Regions from separate parts of the Homo sapiens genome. Here region 2 is linked to region 1. The links are chromatin loops, found by intact Hi-C in ENCODE. Cell type or tissue: PC-9. All regions are shown on one strand. Links, peaks and the distances in the headings refer to the core of each region. The heading gives the core; the rest is flanking DNA. Region 1 holds the start of LINC01558 (long intergenic non-protein coding RNA 1558). Region 2 overlaps AFDN (afadin, adherens junction formation factor).

Region 1 (10,725 bases), core at 4,931-7,430:
CAGCCCTCCGTATTTATTAGGCAAAAAGAGATAGCGAGAAAGCTGGGGGAGGGGGGTGATTGTCAGTCTGCCGTTTGGTTCACAGTAGTCTTGCATTTTTTGGACAATAGGCACTAGATTTTTTAGGCAGATAACTTTAAGGAGCCCGGAGCTAGGGAGTGATGTCTGTTAGCAAACCTTTTGGTGGCAGGGCAGTGTGAGTTTGCCCACATCCTGCATTCATGATAAACAGTTTGCTGTTTGTAGCCTCCAGCGGAATGCTGAGTTGGTCACGTCCCCCACGGGCCTTCGGCTCCCTGCAGGACACCACCGCCTAGACATTTGCCCACATTTGCTGACCTACACGCAGACACTCTGGCTGGTCTAGACACTCAGGGCCTTTACTCCGGCTCCCGCCAGAGGCCTGAGAAATCCACACCTCACTGATAGCTCCATAGCTCACCAGCGTCCGTGGTGAGCCAGTTTCCTTGGCGGCAGCATCCTCCGCCTTGGGAGAGGCCGTGGGGACCGTACTGAAGAAACTGCCACTCCGAGGCATTGCTCCGTGCTGGGCACTGCCATTGAGAAGTGCACCTAAGCGGCCACCAGTGAGCGACGACCACGCATGAACAGGAATGTTCTAGAGCGGAATGCACCTATGAAGGCTGAGGCCTGCGCGAGAACCTGCACCTGGAAGCCACCCTGACACGCTCCTCCCCTCGGGGCAACGTCCACCTCCTCGCTGTAGGGTGGGGAGGATGCCGCTGCTGCTGTGGACGGGGAGGGCCAGCGCGTGCGCCGCGGCCAGGGAGCCGTAGAAGCTCAGTCCCATCCGCCTTTCTCATGCCCCTTCCCTTTCCCGTCCTCCCTCCTCTCCTCTCACCTGCGTGGTAACAACGATTGTGACACTCGGTTTTCTTAAGAGGTGCACGTGATTCATTTTTAAAATTCCCTCAAAAGAACGTTTTCTTGAATTGAAACTAATGATCAAACAGAAGCTAGGCCGGGGGCAATGGCACCACCCTCTCTGCTTCCCTCAGTTCCACTCCCCTCCCCGCCACGCCCCACCTTCCTGCTCAGTGTGGGCTGGGGCGGGCAGCAGGCAGGACACGTGGAAACGCAACCGCCAGGAGGAAAGGCGGGACACAGCGGGAAGGGAGGTTTGCCTCCCCTCTCTTCCTGTGGTGACCCCCACCTCACTTACAAAAATCACCACCGACGTTTGGGAACCGTGCACGCCGACTGAAAGCAAAGCTCAGCTGACCTGCGAGGAGTCCCCGGGGAGCTGCCGCGGTGGTCGCCGTTGAGTCCGTCCGTGCCGCTGGGGCCGAGGCAGCTGGAGGTGAGCAGGTGCGGGCGGTGCGGCCGGATGGAGCCCACCAGCAACCGGGTGGAGGAGCCCGCAGCTCTCCCAGCTGCTGCCTAGCTGCTCCCTGCCCTGTTTTGAATTAGCGGTAGCAGAAAGAAACGGCGGAGCAGCGGCCCTCGGTGCCCAGAGGCCTGGCAGTGCAGTGCATCCTCTCCTTGTGCTGCAGGAGGTCAGAGCCAGCCAGGGAGGCAACTGCCTGCTTGGTCTGCCGGTGTCCAGACCGTATCCAGAGAGGGCGTGGCTGGATCTGAGAAAAGGCTGGCACCGGCCAGACTGGCAGTGGCTCAGTCCTGCCTGGCAGGAGCATCCACGGACTGGCTGGCCAGAGTGCAGGACAGCTGCCCAGGTTCCGCCTGTTCCACAACGTTCTATTCGCAAGGGGCCAGGGGCACTGCCCGCCTGGCCAGGTCTGCTGTGTAGAGGCGTGCAGGTGGCCAGTGACTGGCTGGGCTCCCGGGGCTGCTGCCTTTGCTCTGGGAAGACCACAGATGCCTCCTCTTGCGAGGGGCCTTCTTGTGTGCCGCTTGTTGGGAGATGTGGCCCACCTGCCTCGGGGCGGCTCCTGCAGGGTGGATCTCTGGCCACCCGGCCAGCTGAGAGGTGTCTCAGGGCTCACTCCGAAGCCTTGGCTTGGCTTTGTTCTCATTTCTTCTTTTGACCTCAAACAGGCCACGGTTCATGACTCTCTCAGGAAGGGATTTTATCTCCATCACTTGCAACTTCTTGGAGCTGAAGTCTGCACAGCACTGTGGAGATTGTCAGATCTGCGTGGACAAGGGAGGGCAGGCCTGGTGGTTTGGAGAAGTAGGGCTATGCCAGAGTGAGGTGGCACGGGGTGCAGGCGGCTTCTTTGAGGGGGACCCGGGGAAGCAGGAACAGGAAAGCCAGCTAAACTGCAACCTCAGTCCCCGTTGAAGACAGCAGGGCCTGAGGCAGCTGCACCCAGACGTCTCCGGAGTTCGTGTTGGTCCAAAGGAGGGAGGCTGGGTGGAGACTCACCTGCTGCAGTCCCCATGGGCTGAGTGTTGTGGAGCTGTCGGCTCCCTTTGTTCGGGGGTCTGTCCAAGCCTGGGCAGCGAGCTTCCTCGGCCTGGGAGGAGCCCACGAGGGGGACGCGGGAGGAGGGCACTGCCCCTCATTCGCTCCGGATGCTTGTCTCATTAGCCGTCAATTCACAGAGAGCAGTTTCCAGTAGAACAATTCCAGAAAAAACCAGAGCCACCACCAGGGCCTGTGTGTTTCATTCCTGACCTGGGGAAGGTAGCAGAAGCTTTCAGCAGCAACTATTCAAATAACCACCTATTTAACACATGGACCCGTGAATGGCGGCCCTGGGTGCTTTGTCCCATTGTTTTTCTTCTTTCCTCTCCCCCATTTCCTTCCTCTCTTCCCCCTCAAAAACACACGTGTGCATAAACATTTGCATACCTCAGCCACACCACCAACAGCTTCTCCATGGGCTGGGGTCTCTGCCTTGTCGAAATGATATTAATAAATGATAAAGCCAGGGTCATCTCTATCTCTCATCTATCTCTATCTATTAATTATCTATCTATCTATTATCTATCTCTATTAACCTGTTATCTATCTACCTACTAACTACCTACCTATCCACATCTACTGTCTATCTATACCTAAGTTCATTATCATCATTATCTACCATCTATCTGTCTCTATTAACCTATTATCTATTTATCTATCTCTCATCTGTCCATCCATCATCTTGCTGACGTTAGCTCTGGGACTCCTCAAGCCTGTGTGTGATGATGAGCGATCATCCAGCTGTTTGACACTATGATTCTAGTGAATTTGCATTGGGCAACAAATGTTTGGATGAGCACACGAATAAACACTATTTATTTGCTAAGTGTTGTAGGGAGCCTGCCTTAAAGAACCTTATCCATGTGAAACCAAGACGTCCCACCCTCCCCTTGGCAGGGCTGTTATATGACAACTCTCTGCAAAGGCCACCTCCCAGTGTGGTGGGAACCAGGGCCAGTCCCACACATGTGCACATTCTCCAGGTGGCGTGCGAGGCTGCTACGCTTGCAGGAGGGCTCTGAGGTGGCCGTGTGCCCGGACCTCTGCAGAGGCTACGGTGACAGAGGGCTCAGCAGAGTTACCTTCCACTGTGCACAGGAAGGAATGTGCCCTGAGTGCTGAGCTAAAGAGGAATACAGGGAGGTTTTCACCTGCGCCGGGCCCCTGTGCCACTACCATCTATTCATTAACAGATGTTTATTGAGCAGCGACTATAATTCAGGCGTTGTGTGCGTGATGGTAGCAAAACAACAGGGGAAGAAAGTCCATCGCCTCTCCCTTCCTGGAGCTTCCATATTGGTGAAGGAGATGGAAAGTAAAATGAAAAGCAAATATAAAATTACATATTTTACTATGTGCAATGAAAAAATATAAAGCGTGTGGTGACAGAGAATGGCAGGGAATGGATACTTAGTGTCATCAAGCAAGGATTTCAGAAGAATGCATCAACTTGGGGCTTGTGAGAATTAAAGACAGTTTTCGAAGCACTGAAGTGAATGAATTAATTTGGGCATAGGGGACTGGGACAGCTAGAGGGGTCTCAGAATCACACTCTGTGATGTGAGCAGGAGAAAATCCACCAGAAGCATGATGATGACTCCCAGGCTCTAGTTGGATCTTCTGGAATTTGAACAGAAACCTCAACAATTTTCTTTTGAAACTCTAAGATGCTCCATGTGAGGAGGACTTTTGGGCAGGTTCTTATCAAACATTATTTCAAGTACCATCATAAAATAAAGGAAACTGTGGCCTCCGTGGAGGCAATAAAGCGTCAATATTTCAGCAGTTATTCACACGCTTGTTTACACTGAAACCTGCTCCATCGACAGGTGGTAGAATCATTGTCAGGCTGGGCTCACAGACGTTGGTGTTACCAGGCGTAGGTTATCAACGCCCATGCCCAGAGGCCCTGGAAAACGGTGACCGAGGATGAATTAAAGGAAATTACACCAACAGGGCAACATGCCTGACATATTTCCAGAAACAGAAACAAAAGGATCTGCATAGCTAGGCCAGACCACAACACCATCTTGTAGAAGCACATCAGCCTCAAACCACTGCAGAAATGGACTTTGTACACCACACTTAGAAGAAGATATTCTTAAGGACTGTGTTTCAGTGTTAAACTTTACAGGCTAGGGAGATTTTTAAAAAAAATCATAATTCTTTGATTGTCTTTTTTTCAGCACAATGGTTTAAAATGATCCAGCTGGTTAGAAAAATGTCAGCATTGTCCTCACATGAAACATTGATCCACATGGGCACTGACACATTTCAGCTTCAATATTTGACATCAGATCAATCTTGCCTTCTCCTGCATTAGCAGCCCAATATTCAGGCCTGCAGACTGGAGGCTGCTGCACCTGGCTTTTTGCCATACGGGCTGACCCTCCCTAATTCAAAAACCTGGAATCCCAAATGCCCTGACATCTACAATGTTTAGAGCACTAACCTCATGCCACAAGTGAAACATTCCACACCTGACCTCATGTATTAATCTGTTTCCATGCTGCTGATAAAAACATACCCAAAACTGGGAAGAAACAGAGGTTTAGTTGGACTTACAGTTCCACATGGCCGGGGAGGCCTCAGAATCATGGCGGGAGGCAAAAGGCACTTCTTACATGGTGGCAGCAAGAGGAAAATGAGGAAGAAGCAAAAGCAGAAACCCCTGATAAAGCCATCAAATCTCATGAGACTTATTCACTATTAGGAGAACAGCACAGGAAAGACCGGCCCCCGTGATTCAATCACCTCCCCCTTGGTCCCTCCCACAACATGTGGGAATTCTGGGAGATACAATTCAAGTTGAGATTTGGGTGGGGACACAGCCAAACCATATCACCTCATGTGACAGGTTGCAGTCACAATGTAACCAAAATTTCATTACATTTACAAACTATTAAAAATATTGTATAAAATTACCTCAGGCTATGTGTATATAAAGCATGAATTTATTTTGTGTTTCAACTTGGGTAGCATCTCCAAGATGTCTCATTATGTATACGCAAATATTCCAAAATACGAAACAATAAAACACTCAAAACACTTCTGGTACCAGGCATTTCGAATAAGAGAGACTCCACTTGTACCAGCTCCGTATCCCACGGCTTTTGCAAAATCTCTATGACCTGGTGCTAAGGGACCTTTTGGGTTTAAAGCACTGCTTGTGTTGCTGATTCTGAAAGGGTTAAAGGGAGAGTAATCATTGATGGTGTCCCACAGCCATGCCCGCAGCCTGTCAAGCACAGGGAGGTTGAGAGAGAGAGCGGATTGGTCCAGGCGCAGCCACCCCTTCACTACCAAGCGTGCACTCATCCCAAGAGCCGCCACCCCGCACCCGCCAGGAACTGATCAGGAAGGAACAAGAAGGACATGGTTCTGTCCTCAGGGAACTTGGGGATAAATAACATATGCAATTAAGATGTAAGACAAAATATATTCGTATAAAGTGCAAAAACACAGGCACATCACTCTCTGCCTTCAGAAGTGAGGGTGCCAGAGCTTGGTGCCTGGGAGTGGCCCGCAGAGGGTTCAGGGCTGCTGTGTGTTCAGGTTGTTCATCTGGCTCTGCTGATGAGGCTGAGTGCAGGCTGTGAAAATTCATCAAGCTGATACTTTAAGTGTACTTTCTGTATGTATGTTCTATTTCCATAAAAAGGGAGAAGTGAAAAAAATTAATGAGAAAGAAGGCTTGAGTTACAAAATCAGAAATTTCATCAGCTAGTCTACCTCTCTGCCGCCTTCTTCTCTGCCTGGGGTCTCTGCCAGAGTGGGCAGCACAGGAAGCTGCTGGACTCTAGGTGCCTTGCCGCCCTCAGAAACTCCACATTTCACAAAATGGTCAGATGCCAATGCAAATTAATGACGTAAGTTTATGTTGCTAAAATGATGACCCCAGGCAAAATAAACTCTTGCTTAATCCATGCTTTTTCTGGCAGCTTCACTTACCAAGGCTCCAGGTGACGCTGGGGTGTGCTGCTGGCCACTCACCTCACATGCTGCCCAGGCTAAGCTTGGATCCCCGGCTGCCCCCAGACCCCACGTGCTGTTGCCTGTACTGGGGCCGCCCCATCACCTGCTTGGTGCCCTGGTGCTCAGGGCCAGAGCTGGTTCAACTTCTGTATCACTGTGATGTATTTTCCTTCAGCTTTTTGAAAACAAACTTTTCAAGAAGGAACTAAGATCACGCAGTGTTCCCAGCACTGGTTAATATTAGACTAACACCTGCCCCGTGGTACATTTGATTGAACTGTGTTGTGGGGGAGATAACTGTCCTCCCTAAGTTCCCTGAGGACACAGCCATGTCCTTCTTGTTCAGTTCCTGGTGGGTGCTGGGTGACAGCTCATGGGATGAGTGCCGTGAAGGCTGTGGTTGATGGGCTGATGAAGGGGTGGCCGTGCCGGGACCCACCTGTCCTCCCCTCCTTCTCCCTGTGCCATGCAGATGTGGTCAACGGGCTGATGGGCACGGCTGTGGGACCCCATCATTCCCCTGCCCCGCATGACTCTGCTCTCCCAGCTCGACTGCTCACTTCAGACTTCCCTTATGGAAGGAGTTGCCAGATAGAGCAAGTAAAATACAGTGTGCCAGGTAAGTGTGCATTTACAATGACCATGGATTATTTTTTGGCATAATCTAATACATGGTAGTAGAGTAGGGTTGTATATAGTGTTATCTCAATCTAGTATAAGTTAAGAAATTATCTGTGGTTGATTGAAGTTCAGGTGGACCCAGGTGCCCTGTATTTGCCTGCTGCATGCTAGGGTACTGCCTAGCACACTATGCTGGGCCAATGTGTGTGTGTCTTAAGGGAAGGGCAGCTTTTCATCGTTCAACTCCCTGAAATTTTTTTAAGGGAGAGGGGACCAAAAAAACCCTTCATTCCCTCAAGTGAAATGTCTCACCCACTGCAATGGCGATAACTCGGAGGGTGAGTGGAATGGATGGAAACCCTTGAAGAGCAGATAAGAATTTAGGTGGAGGGTCCTTTGCTCTCTCAGGCAGGTTGGTGGATGCATGGGCTTTGGGCAGATGCCTGAAGCGGGGTGGATGTCCTGAGTAAGAGAGAGTAGGGTGGGTGGTGGGGGGTAGGGGCAGATGGTGAGGGGTAGGTGTGGATTATGGGGGGTAGGGGAGGATGGTGGGGGGTAGGGGAGGATGGTGAGGGGTAGTATTGGGTGATTGAGATGGGGTGGATGGTGAGGGGTATGGGTGGATGGTGAGGGGTATGGGTGGATGGTGAGGGGTATGGGTGGATGGTGGGGAGATGGATGATGAGGGGTAGGATTGGATGGTGGGGTTGGGGAGGATGGTGAGGGGTAGTATTGGGTGGCTGAGGATGGGGTGGATGGTGAGGGGTGGGGTGGATGGTGGGGAGCAGGGGTGGATGGTTGAGTGCAGGGGTGGATGACGGGGTATGGGGTGGACGGTGAGGGGTAAGGGTGGATGGTTGAGTGCAGGGGTGGATGGCTGAGTGCGGTGGTGATGGTGGCATGCAAGGGTGAATGGCAGGAATGGATGGTGTATTGTGGGGATGGATGATGGGGGTGGGGGTAGGGGTGGGGGGTGGTGTAAGGGTGGCTGGTTTAGTGCAGAGGTAGATAGTGGATAGTGTGCAGGGGTGGATGGGGGCATGGGGGTGGATGGTGGCATGCAGGGGTGGATGGGGAGGGTGAGGCTTGCATCTCTGGTGAGCCTTGAGTGAGACTGGAGCCTGTGGGTTGGAGCTGCTTCATCTACAAGGAGACAGGAGAGTTTTGTGTGGTGTTGACATTGCTATTGTATTATTCTGCCTGGGTTGCTGTCTGTGGACTGGGTAGTTTCAGCTTAAACCACATACATTGATTCCTCACAGTTCTGGAGGCCGGAAGTCCGAGATCCAGGGGGCAGCAGGCAGATTGCATTTTGAGGCTTCCAGACTTGCCCAGCAGCCCCTGTCCCTCTATGCTTGTGTGCCGAGACAGCAAGCTCTCTGGTGGCTCCTCTTATACGGACAGCAATCCTATTGGCTCAGGGACCCACCCTTATGACCCCGTCTAACCTTAACGACCTCCTTACAGGCCCCTGCTCCATGCTGAGGGGTGGGGCTTCCCCTGGGAATTTGCAGGGTGGGAGTGCACAGTTCAGTCCATAGCAACTGTTGAGTAGAAGTTTCTGAAATACTTCTGTCCATTTTCAAAAGCTATCTCACAAGCTCTATACTACATATTCCCTGACTTCAGAGGTTTAGTTTCTAGTTGGAAAAACAAAAGTAAACATCAAAAATAAAAAGAAAGAAAAAGGAAGGAAGGAATGAAGGAAGGAAGGAAGAAGAAAGAAAGAAAGAAAGAAAGAAAGAAGCACAAAGGAGCTACCCTGAAACTCAGAACTATATTTTATTGTTAGGACATTTTAAAGTTTGGATTTATCAATCTGGAACATAAGTGTACAAATCATTTTATCTAATTAATCTTATTCACTTACATCTTCATCCTATTTATTGAATTTTTAAAAAGTAATGTTGTATTTCTCTTAATATATTTTGTAATTCAGATTTTAATGAATTAGATGAGGCTTACTAGTGTAATTCTAAATTAATGAGGTTTGGTTATAATTTGCTTTAGTCACATGTGAAAGTAGAGAATGAGGGAAAAGTAGGTATCTCTAAATCAAGACATTTTTACAATCATGATAACTATCCAGTTGAATCATCTTATTTTGTAGACTTGGAGACTGAGTGTACAAAGGGTTAAGTGACATGCTGAAAACTCATTCATTTGTGCATAAATATTTATTAAGTGTCTCCTCGGTGCCAAGCATTATGCTGTATGCTAATAAAGCTAAGCCTGGCTCAAAAAGCCAGGCCTTGGATTCTATAATAAATCCAAGGTTCTTTCTTCTGTTTGTCTTCCTAAGGCTCTTTGTTTAACTTGTTACAAATTAGACCAGCCTCTCCAGCAGTTGCCACCAAATTCTAAAAGAGAATCCGAAACACTCTGCCTCGTCCTACCTTGGGATGCTTGTTGACACGGTCTCTGTCTTTGTGCATGGCCGTGAGAAGTCTCTCTCGGTCACATGAGGACAATTAGCCTTGCTTCAGCAAGGGCACCACAGCATACTGGGTCCCCAGATGGTGAGACCTGAATGCGCAGTGTCCCCACCCCACCCCCCGGCCCCGTGGGCGTTCCTCCGTGGCTTCGGGAGGCTCTGACTCAGGATAGTAAAAGAAGCTCTAGCCGCAAAGGCGTCGCGACAGCAGCCTCCAGGCTTTAGTTACACCCCCCCCACCAGTGCGGAAGAAGACATTCTTCAAATTTATAAATTATAAGAAATCAGAAAATGAAAAGATCAAAATGCTAAATAAACTGGCGTTAAGGAGCTCTCGCTCTGCTCTTGCGCGTGGTAGTGGTGAGAGCGGGGCATCCGAGAGCCCTAGAGCTGGTGACTGGGCGACCTCAGCCTAACACCTGCCTTTGAGCCTGTATCCTCGCCAGGTGGCTGGAAGAGTAACTGATGGGGATTGGGACAAAGGTCCCCACAGGTGTCTTCTTAGTTTATATTCATTTCCTCATTCCAAGAGTGCTATTTTAGGGCATTTAAAAGTGAAATGGTTCTAATAAGATAAAATTACATTTCCATGTAGACAGAAACAAATTTAATGGAATTTTGTTAAATTGCACCATTATTAAATGTTGAACAAACACCCATTGATGGCCACAGTGCAGCAAGTACTCCGGCAGGGAGTACCAGATACACGGAAACGGATTCTACATTCAAAGATGTCACAATCTCGAAAGGGAAGTAGATCATCTATGCAACTCGTAATCATGGGTGGAAAACGGAACATGTTTGCAGAGAAATATAAGAAAAGCATCCTAATAGTTCATAGGAAAAGTCAGACAAATACCAAATTACAAATGAATTCTGTCTTGTTTTTGTTTTCTTTTGCAGACACAGGTTTATTTCAACACTGGGAAGGCTCCATTCCTACTTAAACCCAGCAGGGAACAGGGAGCGGTGTGCAGAGGAGGTGGCCTGCCCGGGAAGCCGGCCTTGGTGCTGGGACTGCAGGGAGAGGGCTGTGAGGAAGAGCACAGGCTTCATGCACATTGCACAGAGGAGGAGATTCATGGGGACAGCAGGCACTGGTTAGGCACAGCGGGAAGGTTATCGAAGACAAAACACATTTCTACCCAAGTTTAAATGACCTGCTATGCCCACAGAGCTTGATCCAGAAGTGCACAGGTAAGTATTTAGCAGGCTGGCCGATGTTGATTTGAACAATCTCAAGAATGTGCTCTTTAGTGCATTAAACATATGTGACGAGAGCTGAGCACGTTTAAAATCTCAGTAA
Region 2 (2,500 bases), core at 1-2,500, 58 kb before region 1:
GCTTGCAGGAGGCAGAGGTTGCAATGAGCCGAGATCGGCTCCAGCTATGGGCAACAGAGCAAGACTTTGTCACACACACACACACACACAATAAAAAATTATATTGTTGAAATACAATTTCTGAGAGTTGAAATCATTTCCAGTGATATAACTGATCTACCCAAATCAACCTATACACAAAATTATAAAATGTTTTGGTGTCTACAGAAAATAACCATGTTCTTAAATTCAGCCTCAAAATTATAATACTGAAAGAAAACCCAAGAAAATGTTTTATAATCTTCATCTTGAATCTGCAACTAAGATTCTTCTTTAAGTATGTGAAATAATAAGAAGGTTCTAAATTTGAACGATGAAGATAATGTACCATACAAATTATATACATGAACATTGGTAGATCAGCATTTACTTGGATTTACAGTGAGTTTCACATTAAAGTAAACACTCAAACTATAGCAAATGATTCAAAGAAACTTCCTATAATCAAAGTGCTTCCATCTATCTTTTTATAGTACACTAAAAATTGAATTCACAGCACTCAACCTACTCCAATTAAGAAAAAAAAACTTAAAGCAACTTACCTAAACCTAAAATATCTTCAAAGTACTGCATTAGGAAACAAACACAAGCACATTTTAAAACACAGGCAGTTTTTTCAAGCCTCCACTATCTTAAGACCTTTCACATTTCACACAAAACACATCCATGAGCGAGAGGGGGGTTGGGACAGAGGTGAAAAGAACAAATGAGAAAGAAAATAATTTTGAGGTAGAGTAACATGACTATTACTGCCTTATAACTGGAATTTTACAAACTAAAACAATGTGTTGTTCTGGTTCAAGTATTTGACATTCTCTCCCTGGTATCATGAGTGATCTTGAACTGCATATTTGGTGCCAACCGGTACCTCCTGCCTACCCTTCCAGTTTCACTCTTTGCATTACCAAATGACTACAGCAGATTGGAATGTCACTTAGTACCAGGCATGAGAAAAACAAAAAGGTAAGCTGTGTAAATCAGCACACGGACTTCTGAAAGGAGGTCAAGCTGTTTAGGAGGATTCTTATCAGTAGTAACTTACAAAAGGAACCTAGAACCTCGACAGGAAAAGTGACACTAATGAAACCAGCTCACTGTTCAATTAAGTTTTCTTAATTAATTCTCTTTGCAAAACAGAATCATGGTGAAAAGAACCAATCAGTGAAGTAGATTCTCATTTAATTTTATGGAAACACTCTGTTCACTAGAATAATACTCTTAACTCCTGTTTTTGAGAATCTTCTATACTGTTAAATAAATATCCTAGGCTAACACATACACATATAGATTTCTAAAAAGTACATTCTGAAACAAATTCTTTAGGTAAGTAATGGAATACACAATAGGCATGAACTCAAAGACAGGGATACAGAATATGATAAGAATATGGTAAGATGTGTAAAGTTCCATGAAACAAAAACCTCAAAATCACTGATTGGGTTTTTATAACATTACACTGTTCAAAAAAATCTCATATAAGGATACTTTTGAAGAAGGTACTATCATTTCTAGCTATAATTGAACACAAAATAAGAAACGGCAACAAACAAGAATGCAGAGTCAACCTAGAACATACAATACTAAACCTAAACATGTTGCTGGAAATCTCTCCCCCCCCACAAGTTACATTACATGATACAAAGATAAACATATAAAATCAAGGGAAAGAAAAAACCCACAAATACTAATGATGACAATGCACTACAAATAACAACAGTATAAATGCCTGCCTTATGCTAAACATTGTGCTAATAAGTACTTTTTATGCGTTATCTACTCCAATTTTCACAACAACCCCATAAGGTAGGTATTATTACTGTTCCTGTCTTACAGATGAAGAAACGGGGCCTAAGGAAGATCAAGTAAGTGGACCATGTTCACAGAGCTAATACCAGTGGGCCAGAATTCATACTCTGGCAATTTTGAAACAAGTCACTTTCAACCACTATGCGGCACTGCGTCTCATCCTGCTGTATAAAAATAAGGGTGGAAAACACCCAGTTCCAGCAGTATGGCAGACTAAACAATCAGTAATCATTGTACTATACAATAATACAAAATGAACATTCTGTTTAATACACAGCTGAGTCTGTAAAAAAGAGAAATCCAATTAAAGGGAAGTAAAGGCTAGATGAACATATGAAAACATGCTCACCGACGGAAATCAGGGTAACAAATTGAAATTATTATTTCAAATACTTTAGAGCATATCAACAAATCTGAATATATTGAGGAGGGTGAAGACTGAAGTTTGGAATATAAATTGGTAGAACCATTTCCAAGATCAATTTTGCAGGACCTAAAAAATCTGAATCTAAATATTCCACTTCTAGGTATTCATCCTAAAAATTTTACATCAGTACAGAAGAAAACATGGACAAGACTGTTCATTAAATCCACATTTGTAACTGTGGAAAAGTATATACAATTTATTAATCTCTGGATAGGGACAGAGATAGAA

The links. Peaks named below come from ENCODE experiments on the same cell type or tissue, not always from the same donor. Only the 100,000 strongest peaks of a DNase experiment are listed, where the experiment ranks them.
Region 2: a loop joins it to region 1, with 2.2 times the contacts of the local background. A loop is called at or near these places in 1 of 110 quality-filtered maps.

What each region holds. Positions count from the first base shown.
Region 1 is chr6:167,787,205-167,797,929 of GRCh38, reverse strand. It overlaps LINC01558 (long intergenic non-protein coding RNA 1558), which reads left to right and starts at 1,071. Exons shown (of 4, transcript NR_026773.1): 1 at 1,071-1,321; 2 at 6,837-6,983; 3 at 10,323-10,616. LOC441179 (a long non-coding RNA gene) reads right to left here and starts at 2,401. Exons shown (of 1, transcript NR_149041.1): 1 at 1-2,401. In PC-9, for the core only: no CTCF peak of the experiment used is centred there; a DNase peak (open chromatin) is centred at 6,249; H3K27ac peaks cover 492 bases.
Region 2 is chr6:167,848,472-167,850,971 of GRCh38, reverse strand. All of the region lies in intron 1 of AFDN (afadin, adherens junction formation factor), which reads right to left. Among named protein-coding and RNA genes, the nearest start is that of AFDN, 23 kb to the right of the region's middle. In PC-9, for the core only: no CTCF peak of the experiment used is centred there; a DNase peak (open chromatin) is centred at 941; H3K4me3 peaks cover 1,071 bases; H3K27ac peaks cover 2,445 bases.